2 separate regions of the Mus musculus genome follow, and region 1 is linked to region 2. Evidence: chromatin loops called from intact Hi-C (ENCODE). Cell type or tissue: left cerebral cortex. All regions are shown on one strand. Links, peaks and the distances in the headings refer to the core of each region. The heading gives the core; the rest is flanking DNA. Region 1 has its middle 71 kb from the start of Gm35772. Region 2 has its middle 9.1 kb from the start of n-TMcat4.

The links. Hi-C counts contacts between places; a loop is a spot of excess contacts. Peaks named below come from ENCODE experiments on the same cell type or tissue, not always from the same donor. Only the 100,000 strongest peaks of a DNase experiment are listed, where the experiment ranks them.
Region 1: a loop joins it to region 2, with 4 times the contacts of the local background. A loop is called at or near these places in 4 of 42 quality-filtered maps.

The regions. Positions count from the first base shown.
Region 1 is chr15:88,137,969-88,146,557 of GRCm38, reverse strand. No RefSeq gene overlaps it. Among named protein-coding and RNA genes, the nearest start is that of Gm35772, 71 kb to the right of the region's middle. In left cerebral cortex, for the core only: a CTCF peak has its summit at 236 (motif pointing left); a DNase peak (open chromatin) is centred at 245.
Region 2 is chr15:88,646,356-88,654,944 of GRCm38, reverse strand. No RefSeq gene overlaps it. Among named protein-coding and RNA genes, the nearest start is that of n-TMcat4, 9.1 kb to the right of the region's middle. In left cerebral cortex, for the core only: a CTCF peak has its summit at 3,709 (motif pointing right); DNase peaks (open chromatin) are centred at 1,855, 3,744 and 7,292.

The DNA.
Region 1 (8,589 bases), core at 136-8,135, 510 kb after region 2:
CTTCAGAAGTATCTGTTTATACCAGAGCAGAAGCATCTCTGCAAACAGCCCTTTCTGCATGTGCCCCAGCCTTTCATCCGCTGTGTCTCTTTTCTTAGTGTTTTGTACCTTTTTTTTTCTTGAGAGTTTTTATTTCTTTCTTACGCTGTGTTCTCAAATACATTTTATTTGCTACCTTAGGACCCATCACTAGTGTCCCTTGTTGGGTTCCCACTGAGCCCGATGTGGCCTATGAGCGCCCCCTCCTGGCAGATCCTGTGTTCCCCGGCTTCAGACCTGGGGAAAGCACTCATTCTGCTCAGGACTATCTGAGCCTCTCTGGTCTTATCCTGGAACCAGGCAGTTTCTCAGGAGTCCTTGATACAGTCTAAGAACTTGTATAAGTATACTCCATAAGAACTGCAGCGGCATCGAGACCTCTGGTCAGGTGGGAATGAACATCTGACTTTTGTTTTCTTTCTTCTTATTACATATAGGTCCATTTTCAGGCATGTATGTCATGTATCTTGTGTACCCCTCCCCATATTCCACAACCCTTCTTCTTCTTACTCCTTGCCGTACCATTTGTCCCTGTATTCTCCAAGACGTTCTCACGGGGGATGATACGAGGAAGAGTCTCTTTAAGAAGCTCTGGTCCAGTTTAAAGCCGCACCTCCCAGTTCTCCTCAGCACATTCTCCTCCGGGGACATTCTCCTCCCAGCTGTGTCTCTGCCCCGTCTGTTTGCTCGTTTGCCCTGTTTAGCAATCACACAGAATTGTCTCATATTTATAATCAAACACCGCAGTCAGCACAAATATACAGGCAAAAATCTAAACATCAACATCTATTGTCAGTTTTTAATGTCCTCAGAAGATAGCCTTCTAATTTTGCATAATTAGAAAGCAGTTTTCATAATTCATGCGAATTCATTATTTTTTCTTATCTCTGTGTCATCTGCTATACACAAACACAACTTTTGCTCTTTCTCCCTCCCTCCCTCACTTCCTCTCTCCCTCCCTCCCCCCTCTCTCTCTTTCCCTTCCTTCCTCCTTTTCTCCCTCCCTCCTTCCCTTCCTTCCTCCTTTTTCCCCCCTCCCTCTCTCCCTGTCCCCCTCTTTCCCTCCCTCCCTTTCCCTCTGCCTTCCTCAACCTTCCCTCTTTTTTTTCAGCTTTAGATATTGCCTTACTATATTCAGGTTCATTATTGAATATTGATATATTTCAGATTTAGGCTGTAATACATTTTTTTTGCAACTGTAGGTGTGCACGTGGGGTGTGCAACTCTGTACTATGTGAATGATAGTATGTGTGCATGTAGTGTGGATGGTATCATGTATGTGCACATGTGTGTGGTGTGGATGGTGGTGGGTGTGCATGTGCACGTATGTGTCCTCAAACAGATATGTGTGTGTATATATGCGTGTGTGCATCAACACAAAACCCTTCCTTTTAACTAAGTTCTACCTCTCCTCAGAGAGGGACATCAGGTAACAGGCATTTTGCCAGTATAAGCAATGTAATGATGATTGTGTTTTTATCATAGATACATTCCCTTGAACAAGTTTTGGGTAGAGAGGTGAGTGTCTATGGAGGGATTCACCTCCGTAGGCTGCCATGGGGTCCTGGCCATGGCAGCGTGTGCCACACGGAGTGACTTTATTTTGATGTTTTGTGTAGGTGGCTCGGAGACAGAGTGTTCATGCCCTGTGCTCACAGTGAGAGAAGAAGAAGAGGGAGTGGAGGGAGAGAAAGGAAGCTCAGTAACGGCAGAGGCAAGAGCAACAGAGGGAAAGAGGAGGGCTGGAGGAGGAGGGTGGGGGAGAGAGGTTTGGGAGATGCAGATCCGACTAGAAACCAGAGTAGCTGGCCAAGGACTCTAAGCCATGGGCCTGGCTGGTTATGAAGCCTTTTAGAGGAGGCCTTACCAGCTTAGAATCTTGCTGCCCCCTGCCTTTCTTTGCCATACTTCACAATCCTCTTCTTCAGGGTACCCCACGGCCCATCTTTGTGGCTTCACCCCTTGAACACTGAAGCTGCTCCCTGGCCTGCAGCTTCTGATTTACACCTCTAGATAGAAATCCCAAGTCCCTTAAAGAACACACAATGACAGCCCCCGGTCTTGGTGACCTTTGTCCTGGGTCACCTTTGCCCGGCATCAGCTTAGACACTGGCTCCTCGGGAGCTCTACAGGGTGACCAGAGGATCCCCAGGCAGGACACTCTGTTGGAATGTCATTCTAGTGCTGCCCTTCCGAGTGGTTCCGGCCCCGGGCTGACCTGGTGGTGTTTCATCTTGCTGTCATTGACTTACCAGCCCTGCACAGGTGTGGTTGCTATTTGAGGACCTATGGCTGCCCATAGCACACACCTGGCTTAATACCTCTGTCTCGGTTTCTTTCACTGTTCTACAGACCCATGACCTTTATGCTGCATAGAATCGGTTCTGGAAGCAGGTTGCAAAAAGGTAATGAAGAGAATGTATATAAACCTAGCTAGGACCACAGGGCAGACGGCACTGATGGGAGTGACCCTGAACACACCTCCCTGTGCCCTGAGATTCCCTGCCAGCCCTGTTTGTTTAAGGTAGGGCCTGAAGGGGAGCATGCATGATCTAGGGAGTGACTTAAGAGGAGTGAACTTCCACAGTGAGTGTGCAAACGGAGGTGTCAGTGAAGAAAAACACCAGAGTCACTCAGTTCGGCCATGCTCTATCAAGTGTATCTTCCCAAAGTTTTCTGGAATAACAGGACACAGGTAAAATGGGCCATTTATTCTGAGATTGCACACGTGAGACTCCAGTGATTTTACCCTTTCACACAAAGAATAAGCTTGGGCGTAATCTCTCCCATTTCTGACTGTCTGGGGAAACGGTGACCATCATTTATTTCAAAACTATTTTGGTCAATTGTCACTTTATTTTCTATTTGGGCTGGAGAATAGAGCGTGGTATCCAGACGCAGCGGCTGCCCTTTAACTGCCGCCGAGTGAAGGTTTGCTGGAGTTCTGGCTGTGCCCGTGGACAAAGCTGGCTTGCTTCATGTGGAAGAATGGCCTACGTTAACCAGGGTCACTAGTGTGTGTGTGTGTGTGTGTGTGTGTGTGTGTGTGTGTGTGTGTGAGAGAGAGAGAGAGAGAGAGAGAGAGAGAGAGAGAGAGAGAAGAAGAAGAAAGTGACTATCCCCCATGATAAAGTCTCAGTAACAAGGCTACCATGCTGAGGACATGACCAACAGGCAAGAATTGCTTTGGGGCCATGAGTGCAAGAAGCAAGAATCAGTTCATGATGGGATCTGCGTGACTAGATTCTCTCCTGGCTTGAGTTAATATACATTAAGGGTGAGAAGCAACCAGCCTCCCTGACCCTCAGTAGCTCAATTCCTCACTAGACTGGGCCACCACTGTCCCTCTCTACCTGGTCTCATTTCTCCCTAACCTCTGCTCTGGTCCTGTGTCAATCCAGCCCCAGCAGCGTCTCTCCTTCTCCCTTCTGGTTGACTGGTCCTGGTCCTGCTTAAATCCATGTGAGAAAGTTAGGAATCCCCTGGGGTTCTCAGCAAGAGCTCAGGGAGTCAGCTGCGTGCTGTGTACAGGGATGTGGCTAATGCTGTCCTGGGGAAAGAAGTCAGAGGTTGTGGGTTGGGCTCTGTGCTTCCTAGAGGGTCAGCTCCTCCTAACACCAGCCCCCATTGCCACAGTATAGCCCCAAGGGGATTTATAAGTCCAGTTTTGTGTCTTTATGGAGTGCAGCAGCAAAATTCTTATTTTGTTGCCTGATGCCAGGAACAAATGCTGACCTGCTGAAACCCAGTAAGTATCTTTTCAAAGCAGTCCTGGGGCGCCTGCATCCTGGAGGCTGTTCCCTGTCTTGAGCTTTTCTCTGTGATCTGCTGCTTTGCTGAGGAGACAGAACAAGGGATGGCTGTGTTTACTTCCTGGACTTGGAGAGCACAGGGGAGCACCTTGGATGAATCCCTTGACCAGAAGGGATATGGGTGCATGTGTTGATCAGCGGGCTCAGTCTTGTTTAGCTTCGGTACTCTGTGGAGTTACACTGTTGGGATCCAAAGCTGGACAGCCAGGCCTCTCACCCAATCTCTTGTCCACTATCCTTGTATCCCTTGTGCCTTAGAAGACCTTAGCTGGGCTCCAGAGGGTCACACTGAGTTGTCCACACAATGATTGCCCAAATCATTGGCTAAACAACACCCCCCATGCCAAGGCAGTAAAAATGACAGAGTGTAAAGCTGAAGGGGGGGGGGTGCTTGGGTCAGAGGTGAAAGGAGGTAGTAGACCCGGTTGGCTTCAAGCTTCCTGCATGATGTCTGTCTCCTTCCTGGCTGTATGGGTCAGAGAGGTGTTCGTCCCAGCTGAGCACTGACCATGGAAACAGAAGCTCAGCACCAGGACTTCCCCATATTTGGCCACTCTCGGCTGCCACCCCATGTCCTGCTACCCTAAAGTTCATCACATGCCTGACTGCCCTAGATTCTACCTCATGTCCTGCTTCCCTGGGGTCCACCACATACCTGGTCACCTTGCTCTTCTGACTCTGCACCCTGCTGTGTAGAATGACCACTCGGGCTAAGAATCCCCACGTACTCAACTTTCACTAAGGCCAAGTGACCACTGGTCAATCTGCTTGTAACCTCTGTAGCCAAGGGGCTCCTCTCAGTCCCTCAAACCTCTCATGGTACTACTTCTTCTGTATCTCTTCACATCCTTCCTGCAGGACCCTCACCAGAGCTCATGCTGCAGCTTTACCTGTGAGGTGAACCAATGGGCTGAGCAAAAGCCATGATATTCTCCTTTAATGTCCACCTTTTAAATCAGTATGATACAGATGAGAGCCAGGCCAGTGTGCGCCCCATTTGCTGGTCAGCTGGGCTGATGGAGTTCTCTAGAGTCCCCAGAATGCTGGGTCATGTAGTTATCTGGCCAGATCTGCTTGGAAATCCCAGGTCTGCTTGGATTTCCTTATTTGGATATGCATGGATTTCAGGACCCTCTACCCTTAGACTCCTCATGAACACTGTGACCTCTGATCCAGGTGGCACCTGCATTAGGAACCAGCGACCCTGGCTCTTAGGGATTTTTTTGTTTTGTTTTTGTTTGCTTATTTGTTTGTTTGTTTGTTTTTTTAATGTCACAGCCATGTACCCAAACTGCCTGTGTTGAGGGTGGGTTCTTCCCTGCTCTCTCAGGTCGTCTCCGTGCCATTCCACAGCTCACAGTCCTAGGAATCCTCCAGCTAGCAAGGAGGGTGAGAGTGGCCTGCTCCCCACCTTTGCATCTTTGACGGGCTGTGAGTTGTTTTGGTCATAGTCCTGATGACAGTGAGGCAGAGGTGTCTGACAGGATTGTGGTCACCCAGCTGGCTCAGCATCAGGGTGAGAAGGGTATGGCCTATTGAGGTCATGGACCACTTTACTTCTGAGAGGAAGAGATGAAGCATGGGCAGCCAAGCACATACCGCTGCAGACACTCCTGATCTTCAGGGGCCTCAGCAGTCTCTTTGAGGCCTTCAAATGACTGGACTAGATCCCCTCACATTATGGAAGGCCATGTGGTTAAGATTTTGCCTCAGACTCAAAGCTCTTCCCTGTAGTGGGATTGGCCAAATGCTAATTGTATTATAATGTTAATTTTGGTCCCCCAAAATGCTTATATCAGTGTCTGCACATAAGACACTGAGGGGCCCTGCCCCCCAGTTGGTTCTGGTTTGTAAATAAAAATTCCAGCAGCTAATGGCTGGGCAGGGTAGACAGAAGCAGGATTTTTAGGATTCCTGGGCAAGGGACAGAGAGAAGGAGATCTGCCATGTGGGGAGGAGATGGAGAAGAGAGACACCATGCCTGAGAAGAGTCGAGGACAGGGAGGCATAGTCAGCATGTGAGGGAGCCAGGAGAGTGTGGCCCAGTTGGGCAGCCCTCTGGGTCCAGGGAAGCCATGGTAGAATATAGAATTTAGTAAGTGATAACTCTGGATTATTGACGGGAAGTGGATTGACCATGTGGAGGTTAGGAAGTGGCCAGCTGTTGCACTGTTTAGGGCTTATCAAAATATAAAGGCTGTGTGTGTGTGTGTGTGTGTGTGTGTGTGTGTGTGTGTGTGTCTTTCATTTGAGAACACAAAGCACTGGGGCAGGAAGCAGAAACCTACTGCCTGGGGTGGGTTCAACACTTCCCTGTGTCCCCAGCTTGCCATCTGCCCAGAGCTGTCAGAGTCCCAACCCCAACAGTCTTATGAACTGGTCACTTAACATTTCTTACAATATCTTCAGTTCCCCACAGGCATATACACACATATGCACATGGGTGTACCAGTTAGCTTTCTCATGGCTCTGACCAGACATCTAGGAACTACCTTAAGGGGAAGGAGAGGTAGCAGGGGCTCGTCCTCTCTACACATCCTGGAGAAGAAGCAAAGAAAGGTGGATGCCAGGGCTCGGATGAATTTACTCTTTCATATTTCAGTCTAAGACCGGAGCCCATGAGCTACTGCTGCCTCTAAGTAGTAGGACTTCTTCTCTCAGTTAAACTCTCCCTGGAAACACTGTCACAGACACAAGTGTGTCCGGGCGGTACCCTAAACTCTCCAAATCCTACCAAGTGGACAGTCAGAATTAACCTCTGTGACTTGTGAATTCTTTTCAAGCAATGCTGGGTATCAGACTCAGGGCCACACACATGCTAAGCAACTGCTCTACCACTGAGCCAAATGTGTGTATTTTGGACAAGTATATCCACAGGTGAATCTGTGGGTATGTGTTCTAATGGACACACATTACTTTCTCTGAAGAATGCTGGTATGCTCAAGGTTCTTGGCCAAAAGTAAATAAATCAGAAAAAAGGGCTGGTGGGCCAGGAGGAGGTCATATCAGGCAGGGCAGAGAACCCATAATTGGATTTGCCAACATGGGCGCCTTTGACAAGTCCAATTTCTGCAGCACTGACAGCCTAAGCCTGACAGTGTGGGTGAGGAGAAAACAGGACAAGGAGGAGTGTGTTCATGATGGAAGACCTGATCCTGTAGCCCTATATGGGGGAGACAGGGAAGCTGATGGGTGAAATGCATGTGAGTAACATATAGGCAACATTCTCTCATGGAAGGGGCCAACCACGGAGCCCATAAACAGACTAAGCAGGGAATCTGCACATCAGACTAGAGAGTGGACTGTATCTGGCTCATGTCCTACACTCTCCCCTTTTGTCACCCTCAGCAAGAGTGAACATGGGTGACCTCATGAAAGCAGAGAGAGAATGCCTTTCAATGGCTCAGCTACCTCTAAAGCCTGCCCACAGCTGGGCAGCTGTGCAGGGCAGTGTGCCACGATCTAGAAGCCCTATTGTGGCAGGCCAGTCATCCTGGCCCTGACTCCCAGTCACTTGGGCAGCTTCCTGCTTGGGAGGCAGATTTGATCCTCAGCTTGGGAAGAGGGCAGATTCAGGAGGAGAAAGAACAGAGCTTTTGGAGGGCGTGACTAAAAGCTCAGCACACCGGTAGTTTAAATGGCGATGCTCCTCATGTAGAACCATCCTGGTGTGCAGGATGGGGTCAGAGTAAGACTCTGTGGAGTCTGTTTATTCTAAAAGGGGGGGGTCTTAGAAACAGAAAATGTGTGCAGGCCAACTAGAACCATACACCGGGGATACCCTGGGGAGCAAGCAGACATCTCTAAGGATCAAGAAAGAGTCTATCTCAGCAGTTCTCAACCTGTGGGTCACGACCCCTATGGCAAACTTCCATCTCCAGAAGTATTTGCATTATGATTCATATCAGTAAAAAAATTACAGTTATGAAGTAGCAGCAAAAACAGTTTGATGGTTGGGAGGGGTCACCAGAACATGAGGCACTGTATTAAAGGGTCACAGCATTAGGAAGGTTGAGGTTATATTTTCATTCAGTCTTTGGTCAGTCCTATTAGGAATAAGGGTTGCCACTTCAGGGTCCTGTAAGCAGAACTCTCAGAGTCTGGTGCACCCTGCCCATGGGGTGAATGCTGTCTCTGGATGCATGCTGCCTTGGCTTTCAGACTGTTTGTACTCTGCATGATGCTTTGGGCAGTTACCACGGTACAGAAGGCTGGCACAGGCCACAGGGCTTCTTGCTTTCTTAGATACCAAGATTCAAGGTGGCCACACAGTTAACCACCAACGAGCTTATGGCCAACAGAAAAGACTATAAAGGGAATTGTCAGTGGGTCAATGGGTCAAGAACAAGAACCATGGATTAAAGGCACACTGGAAGGGACATCTGCACACACACTGCCTCCCAGGGAAAACTCCCAGGTCCAGAGGAGGGTGGCTAGGCTGATGTATATCAGTCCTGAAGCCTCGTGGTGGGGTTGGGAGGCAGTGCCTTCTATGACCCTGGCTGCAGACAGCCCGAGGGAGGAGGTAATAAGGCCAGCAGAGCACAGCCTAGTTGAGGCTCTAAAGTACTCAGGCAGCGAGCATTAAACAAACTCATAAACTCCCAAACCAGAAGCCGTGCTGAGCTTCCAGAGTGCTCAAACAAGATCCAGACAGAAATCTGAAAAGATGGAAAACCTTTTAAGGAGCTTCCTCAGGGACCAGGCAGGACCCCCAGCTCTTAGCAAACATACTACA
Region 2 (8,589 bases), core at 405-8,404:
AGGTTGTCAAATGGTGCAGCCAGCTTGGGGACATTCTAGAAGATCCTGAAAGGTCCAAGGCAGAATTACTAGACGTGATTATCTTTAAAGATTTATTTAAATTGTATGTGAGTGGTTGTTTTTGCCTGGATGTTTGAAGCATCTTCCCTGGGCCAGAAGAGGGCACTATTCTCTTGGAGCTGGAGTTACAGACAGTTGTGAGCCATCAAGTGGATCCTGGGAACTGAACCCAGGTCCTCTGGAGGAGTAGCCTGTTTCAACTAGACTGGCAGGCTAGTTAGCTCTTCATCCCCATTCTGGGGTTACACCTATGCAAAGCCTTAGTTCTGGCTTTTTTTTTCCTATGAGAATTTCATACATGCATACAATTATTTTTTTAAAAAACAATCATTATTTTTGAGACTTTCATACATAAGTACTGAATTTCATTCTCTCTCCATTTCTTTCCCATTCTTTTTATCCAGCCCAGGATTTTATCAGTGGTATGGTGTTGCCCACATTGAGGGTTCGTCTTCCCACCTCAGTTAATCTGGTTTAGACATTTCCTTAGACGTGCCCAGAAGTTTGGCTCTCAGGCGATTCTAGATCCTGTCACACTGACAATCAAACCAACTCTCTCAGTGCTTCTTGGTGGGGAGGCCCAGGAGGATGAAGCGAGGGTATGAGCTCTCTGTTCTGACCTGGGAGGGGAGGGAGAGATGCTTCAGCCCCTGCAGTTTTTGGACTAAAAAGTGTGTGATAATGATAGTCAGAACACCATGCAGATCTCAGTCATGGGCCTGGAGGGGAGACGACATGGAAGCTGGGCTGGGGATGGCTGGGGGTGATCAACTTCTCTCAGAAGAGCTGGTTAGAGGGTCCAGTTTCAGACCCTGACCTGGACAATGATGTCCCCAAGGCTCTGGGTAGGCAACTTGTTTCTCTCTGGATATTGGTTCTATCTATCCAAAGGCAATTGAATGGCCACGCCTGTGCTCGCATTTGGTGTAGTAACCGCTCTGTTCTGAGGGTCCTTGCCTCTGGGAGACCTTTTTTGGCCTGCTGGCTCTCCATAGGGCTTTCTGGACACTGATGGGCACAGGGCTAGCAGTAGACTTCATAGATCAGGACAGAGTGGCAGCAAGATATCGACCCTGGGGTGGAAGTGGGTGAGGTGGGGTCTATAGGGTGGCCGCAGTGGTCACAATGACCAAGGGAGGCTTTACCGAGGTTACTAACGCAAAATAAAGCAACCTCCCAAGGTTGGAGAGGAAGGTGTTCCAGGTGGAAGACAGGTGCTGGTTTCTTCAGATACCTTGTGAGGCAGAGGGTGGTATATGTGAGGGTTCCAGGATCCCGGTGAGGAGTCTGGAAGGCTGAGGCCTCCTGGCGAGAGCAGAGGCAGGTGGGTCATTGCTCAGAGGGGAAGTGTTCTCCTAGCCTCTGAAGAATGGCTTGAGGCTTAAACAGAGGCAGCTAAGCTGAATGGTAGGGTGCACTTTCCTTGAGGCTGAGATTGGCTCCTGAGTTTTCAGAAGCTCAAAGGAGAGGGCAAGGCTTGCCGTGGAAGCCCCTTCACCCTGAACTCCGTCTCATGCTCTCTGACAGTGGCCGCTCAGAATTGTGACTGGCGCTTACTTACTGTGACCTTGGGATCCACCTGCATCACTCCTCAGCATCATGGAATGTCTCAGCAAGAGGCAAGTGCTTCCTGCAGGTGGGGTACCCACCACCAAGAGTTTGAGGTGAAGAGATTTATCAACACGCAGCGTCTTTTGACAAAACAAGGCATTTTCTCTAAGTGATATTTGCAGCTGAAAGAGAACTCGACTTTTCAGATCTGTAATCTGTGTCTATTCAGAAACCCACCCCCATGTGGCCTCATCCTGTGTTTTATGAAATAAAGTCAAAATTGCCAACACACTTCCTTATATCTCTGTTTGGGAAGAGGATATGAATAACCGGGCTTGGTGGAAGCTGCTTGCTGATATAGACACACAGCTGTGAACTATTCCCAGCAGAATCAGCAGCAGCAGCAGTAGCAGCCCCCAGATGCCGGGTCTAGTTTCAGGATGTGTGACCATGGGGCTGCCCAGGAGGGACCAGGGTTGCTCTGCAGGGCCCAGAGACATGGTATTCATTTCCACCGTGCTTGTATATGGTCTGATATGTATAACTATCAGCCTAGGGAAGAGGGGATTGGGTGGGGAGCTGTCTGAATCTCTGCCTCACAGGGATGCCTGATGTTTGTGGCAATTCTTGGGTCCAGAAAATTTTATTGTTGTGGGAATCAGGCCTGCAGCATCTTTACCTGAGGCTACTGTCATGGATTTATCCTGACACTATTCTAAGGTGCCCACCTCACAGCCTTCCTCGATCTTTCTATGAGGAGCTGGGATCCCATTCTTTAGAACTGCAGGCCTCTCCGTTCAGGTCCTCTTCAGCTTCTGTTTGTAATATCTGGAGCACTGTGCCCAGGGAAGAAAGCACCCAGTAGCCAGGAAGTGTGCTATTCACTTAGTGGAGATAGCCTAGAGACCATCAGACTCTTGATAGGATAGGATCCCTGAACCCAGGCCGACCCTATGACCTTTGGACACCAGAATGGTCAGGAGCCTGAAGTTTGTGTGACAGATGGTGCTGTAAGCTCTCTCCACCTACCCTGGCCTCTACATCCAAGTCCACTGTGAGATGCCCCAACATTATACCACAGTGTTGAGCAAATTGCCAGTTGGTGTCTCCTAGTCACACCTGAAGAGGGACGGTCAGCACTATGGACAGCGTCTCCCAAAGCTGTCTTTAGATCCAGTTTCTGATTCCAGAATTAGTCACTCAATTCTTCTAAAAAAATTAATTTTTAAAATTTATTCCCGCTCACTGCTCCTCCCAGTCACACCCTCTCATAGTCCTTCCCTCCTCCCCTTCTCTGAGGGAGTGGGTTCCCCCTCGGGTATACCCCCCACCTAACACTTCAAGTCTCTGTGAGGCTAGGTGCTTCCTCTCCTACTGAGTCCACACAATGCAGCCCAGCTAGCAGAACATATCCCAGGGACAGGCAAGAGTTTTGGAATAGCCCCGTTCCAGTTGTTTGTGACTCACACGAAGACCAAGCTGCACATCTGCTACTATGTCCAGCCCATGTGAGTTCTTTGGTTGGTGGTTCAGACTCTGAGAGCTCCAAGGGTCCAGGTTACTTGACTCTGTTGGTCTTCCTGTGGAGTTCCTATCCCCTTTGGGGCCTGTAGGGGACTTTTATGGAAGAACAGGAGTCCACTTGATTCTTGCAGGTGCTGTCCCCTTCTCTTCCTCCCTCCTTTGAGGACAAGTCTGAGCACTCTTCACCTAGATCTGATCTCTGGAGGCCTGCCCTGACACAGGCAGTGGGCCTGGTTCCATGTATTGCACTGTTTGTCCACCCCCCCCTTTAAAAAAATTTTGCAACAAAATCATCAGGGATGGGGTGGGTGGGGGATGGCCAGGAGTCAAGAGTCCTGTCTTCATGGCTGGTGGCAGGAAGGCAATTGTCTCCAAGGAGGGCCAGCAGCACGGCTCTAAGTAGTGGCTCTGGAATCATGGTGGTGACGGAGTCCTGCGGAGGACACCCTTTTCTGCCTAGGCCTGAGTGTTGTCTGGATGTCCATCCTTCAAGACGCTGTACCTTACGGGCCTTAGGGACCACTCCGAGGTTACCATAGGGAGAGACTTGGCTGTCTCTTGCCTGAAATGCGCACACCGACCAGCAGAGGGCAGGCTTTTCTCAGCAATGAGCTACATTTCTCCAACGTGGCTTCTGATGACTGCAAATGAGCGTGCGTGCGCACCTGAAGGTCCACAGCTGGGACTCTGAGAATTATCACGCAGGGAAGGCTGTGTGGGTGTTTGTAAGGCAGAGCAAGGTGTGTGCAGGGGACCCACAGACTCTTCAGGTTGCCCCGACAGTAAGGACATCGGTTGTGGGATTTCCCCCAGGCTTCTGAGGTAGAAATCACTGCATCTCTCCGGCCAGTTTTACAAGCCTCTTCCCACAGCAGACCCTCCTCTGCAGTACAGCTACCCATGGTGAAGATCTGTCCCTGTGGAGAAGCAGCCGCTGGACTTTCTTGAGGCTCTGCAAGTCCCGGCCACAGCAGGTGTACACCCTCACGGTCATTTGCAGCGTAGGATGCAGGGTCCATTCCTACCCGACAAATGTGTCTGCTTCCCGTGCCTGGTTATCTCTGCTCCAGTTAGATTTCTCTTTTGATGTCTGGGGGGCTTCAGGAACAGCTAAACTCCCCCATGCCTGGCCCCCCAAGTCAGCAGTTAGCTTTGCTGAGACTGAGCAGTTTCAGAGGACTGATGGGCAGCTTGGCTGAGGGGCGAGGGAGTTCCTGGAGGGAAGCTCGGTGCCATCTTTGGGTAGAAGGAGTGTGTGTGGTGGGCTCATTAAGGAAGCCTACCAGTTTTAGAGCTGCCTGGGCTCTGCTTCATCTGCCTGGACCACTGGGCACAGGGAGGTCTTCTTTGCTTAGCTGCTGCCCTGGCACGTGGACTGACTTCTGCTCTCTCATTTCTCAGCTGGACTCTTAGTGCTGATATTTCTCTTCTTTCCACCTTGAGACTGTCACTCAGCCATGTTTGCAGTGTGCAAAAACATTTACTTTTTTTTGGGAAAAAAAAAAAAGAGTGACATCCTTGCAATACTGTCCCCGGTGTGGCCATGATGGTAAGTAACATTGAGACTGAGTGTCACCATCTTTGAGATGGTACTTACTGACCTGTGACCTGTGTTCCTTCAACCCTTGATACAGAAGAGATGGCACACGAGGCAGAGACACTCATGAGATTTCAATTCTAGTCAGAACAGGGGCCCAAGTGGAAAGAAGACAGCTTCTCCCTGCTCGCATGGGGCTCAAAGGCTGGCCAGGAAAGCAGGTAAGCAGATGTGTGGTCCTGGTCCCGAGACAACGGTTACAGTGCTGAGTGGGTCCAACGGGGCCCAGGAGGAGCGCAGCAACTCAGCTGACAGCTCTGGGAGAGACATGTCCTAAACTGAGGCTTCAAACATAAGAGCCAAGCTGGTCCTATCTAGGGGGATCCGAACAGAGGGTTTCTGAAGGAGGGATTAGTGTGTACCAGGCTCTGGAGATAGATGATTCTGAACGCACTGCCCAGTAACTCCAGTGACCACACTAGCGAAGCCTCCTGAATCCCAGGTGTGCAAGCGGTCAGAGCACAACATGGGGCCTGCTTGTTCTGTCCATGAGGAGCCGGGAGCCTAGTTTCTTCTGTCAGTGACTTCTCTATCTTTTACAAGGTTCTAAAGCTGGGCTGAGATCTCCTCTGTCCAGACAGAGAGGAAAGGAGTCCAGGATGCTATCTACAGAGTTCACGGACCAGTATGGAAATGGTGCGGCCCCTTTACAAGAACCCTAGACATCCCTATACCATAGGAGGCTAGGAGATGCCACGTGTCTGTGTCCAGGTATGATAAGAAGTGGATTTGGGGACCTGGTGGCCTGTTGATGCCATACTGTGTTCTCTTGACTAGCACACAATGGCTCTGCTCATAGAACCATTTTTCCCACTCATAGAACACACCCCAAAGGTCTTCATTAGACCACACATGCCTCTAAGTCCCAGGTCCCTGAGATAGCTGTCTTTGATATACATAAGCTGCAAAATGAAAATCTTCTTACAATTACACATAATTATGAATAGCCAAATGCATAAATGGAATAGAGAATATATATATATGTATGTATAATATATATATATAATACATATATATATGTATGTATAATGGGAGGCTCACACAGCAAATCTAGCAGTGTGTTCAAAGAATACTATACATCAAGACCTTGCCTGAATGCAAGGATGGTTTGACCTATGAACTTTGTTCAATGTGATAGACACTTTTAACAGAATGAAGGAAAGAAGCCAGATGACAGAGGAGAACCCCTTTATAAAATAGAAAATATGATTCAAAAACCAAACAAACCCACAAACTAGGAGCAGAATAAAACCACCTCGGCACGATCAAAGCCATCTATGATGCACATCATACTCACAGGTCAAAGGTTGAAAGTTTCTCCCTGAGGTCATGAAGTAGAAAATCCCAAAACCGCCACAAAAATCTGTTAGAACTAATATGTGAACACAGTATTTAGGTGTCCAAAATCGCACAGTACAGAGTCAACACAGGAAACCAGCTACTCTCTATATACTGACAGTAAACAATAAGAAAATAAGAAAAAAATTCTTTTTGTAACAACATGATAAGAAATAAAATTCTTAGATTTTAAAAAACTGTACCAAAGAAATGAAAGACTTTGGGCTGGAGAGATGGATCAGTGGGTAAGAGAAGTGACTGCTCTTTAGAAGGTCCTGAGTTCAAGTCCCAGCAACCTCATGGTGGCTCACAACCATCTGTAATGAGATTTGACTCCCTCTTCTGGTGTGTCTGAAGATAGCTACAGTGTACTTACATATAATAAATAAATAAATCTTAAAAAAAATGAAAGACTTGTACTGTGAGAAACTCAAAGCACATAAAAAAATAAATACAGGCTAGAGGGATGTCTCAGCTGCTAAAGGTTGGGCTCATATAAAACAAACAAACAAACAAACAAACAACCCAGGAAGACACCCCATGTTTCTTGACATCTTACCTATGTTAGGTTCAGTAGTTAAGACATCGATATTATCCAAGGCATTTGATCCAAGGTCTGCAGATTTGGTGGCATCCCTCTTAAAATCTCAATGGATTATTATTATTATTATTAATTTTACTAAAAAAATCAAAACCTCCAACCCAACCCAACCAACTAAATAAATGAGAAACCTAACCTAACTAGAAAAAAGAAAATCCATTTTAAACTTTTTTTTGGAATCTCAAGGAACTCTGAAGAGCCATGAGAAACATCCAATAAAGCAGAGAGGTGGCTGACAGACACACAGGCTTTTCTTTACCTGGAATGTCTTGGAAGGACCCCAGCTTGGCACTGTTGGGGTGGTAGAACCTGTTAGGAGGTAGCACCTGTTGGGGGGACTTCAGGTCGCTGGGGCCCCTTGAAGGTGTCCTTGTCCCCTCTTGAAGACTCCTGACCTGCTTCTCAGCTGCCACAGGGCACATCCTCCTTCCTGTGTTCCTGTCTCGATGAGCTGTTTTATCACAGGCTCAAGAGCGGTGGTGTCCGTGAAGTATGGCTGGAACCCTTAAACTGTTCATCAAGACAAGCCCTATCTCAGGCTTGTTGTGACAGTCAAAGAAAGCTTGGAAGAGAAAGTTAGCATGACTAACACATGCTAAAGACAGAGGCGTAGCTCTAAAGGAATAGAGCAGAGAGCCCCAGAAGACAGCGTCACAGCCATGATCATGACAGGGGTGTGTAGACCACTGAGTTATCAAAAGGGAAGTTTGTTCAACAGTCCTTTGGGGACACTAGCTATCTGCATGTAAAAGCATGAAACCCAGCCCCCACCTAGAGTCATAGGTAAACATTAACCAAACTGAATTGCAGACCAAGCAGGAGAACCAATACTCTTGGAAGGAAACAGAGGTGAAAAGCTGCCTGGTTTATCTGGACAGCGAGTTCCTAACCGGGATGCAAAGGACAGCAAAAGGAAGAACAGGTAAATTAGACATCATTGAAAAAAAAAAAACCCTTATGAGTCAAGGGACACTTTTAAATGAGTGAGAAGGGGGATCTATGTGCTGGGAGATAGCTGATGGGAGATTAATGTTCCGAACACACAAAAATCTACAGCTCAACAACAGAAAAATCCACACAATTAAAACACAGGCAAAGGAGTTGGCCAACATTTCCCTGGAGGAGACAAACAAATGTCCAATAAAGAACACAGAAGATGCTCAATAGCCAGACTCACCAGGGAGACGGAAACCGAAGATAGAGCAGTTGAAGTGGCGGGAAGGAGATGGTGGGGGCTCCCGTGTGCTTCGCCAAACTCACAGTTCACAACAGTTGTGGGAATAGTGTGTGGAGGTCACAGACATCACTGGGAAGCCCATTCCTGGCTTCACACCATGCTCAAAAGAATTGAGAGCTGAGACTTAAATAGAAGCAGTCTGTATGTACTCACGGTCATTGAGTAGAATCCACAGCCCATTGAGTGAGTGGAGGACGGGACACCTGACAGAACACCACACAGCCTCAGGAGGGAAGGGAGTCTGACACACGCCGCAACGTGGATGAACCTCGAAGATGTGCCGAGTGTGCCGAGTGAAATCGGCAGACAGAAGGGAAGGTGTACAGCATGACTTCAAGTCTGAGGGTCAACCCCCAGTGTCATCGAGCTTAGGGACAGAAAGTGGAATGGAAACATCCCGGGCTAGAATATCCGGAGTTGGTTCAACAGGGACAGATTCAGCTCGGAGGGTGATCATGACCAATGTTGTGGCTCAGGACAGCAGTATCTCAGTGGTTGCTGGGACAGCAGGAGCAGGGTGGGGAAGGGGCTGGTGGTCTAGTGTGCTAGTTCTTACAGGATGACGCGAACAGTGGAAGCTGGGTACCCAGTAGTGATGTGTTTATAAAAAGATAAACAGAGGTGGGATATCTTTTATGGATGTGTAGTCAGGTATGGGGGGAGGGGGTAATCTCGGCGGGC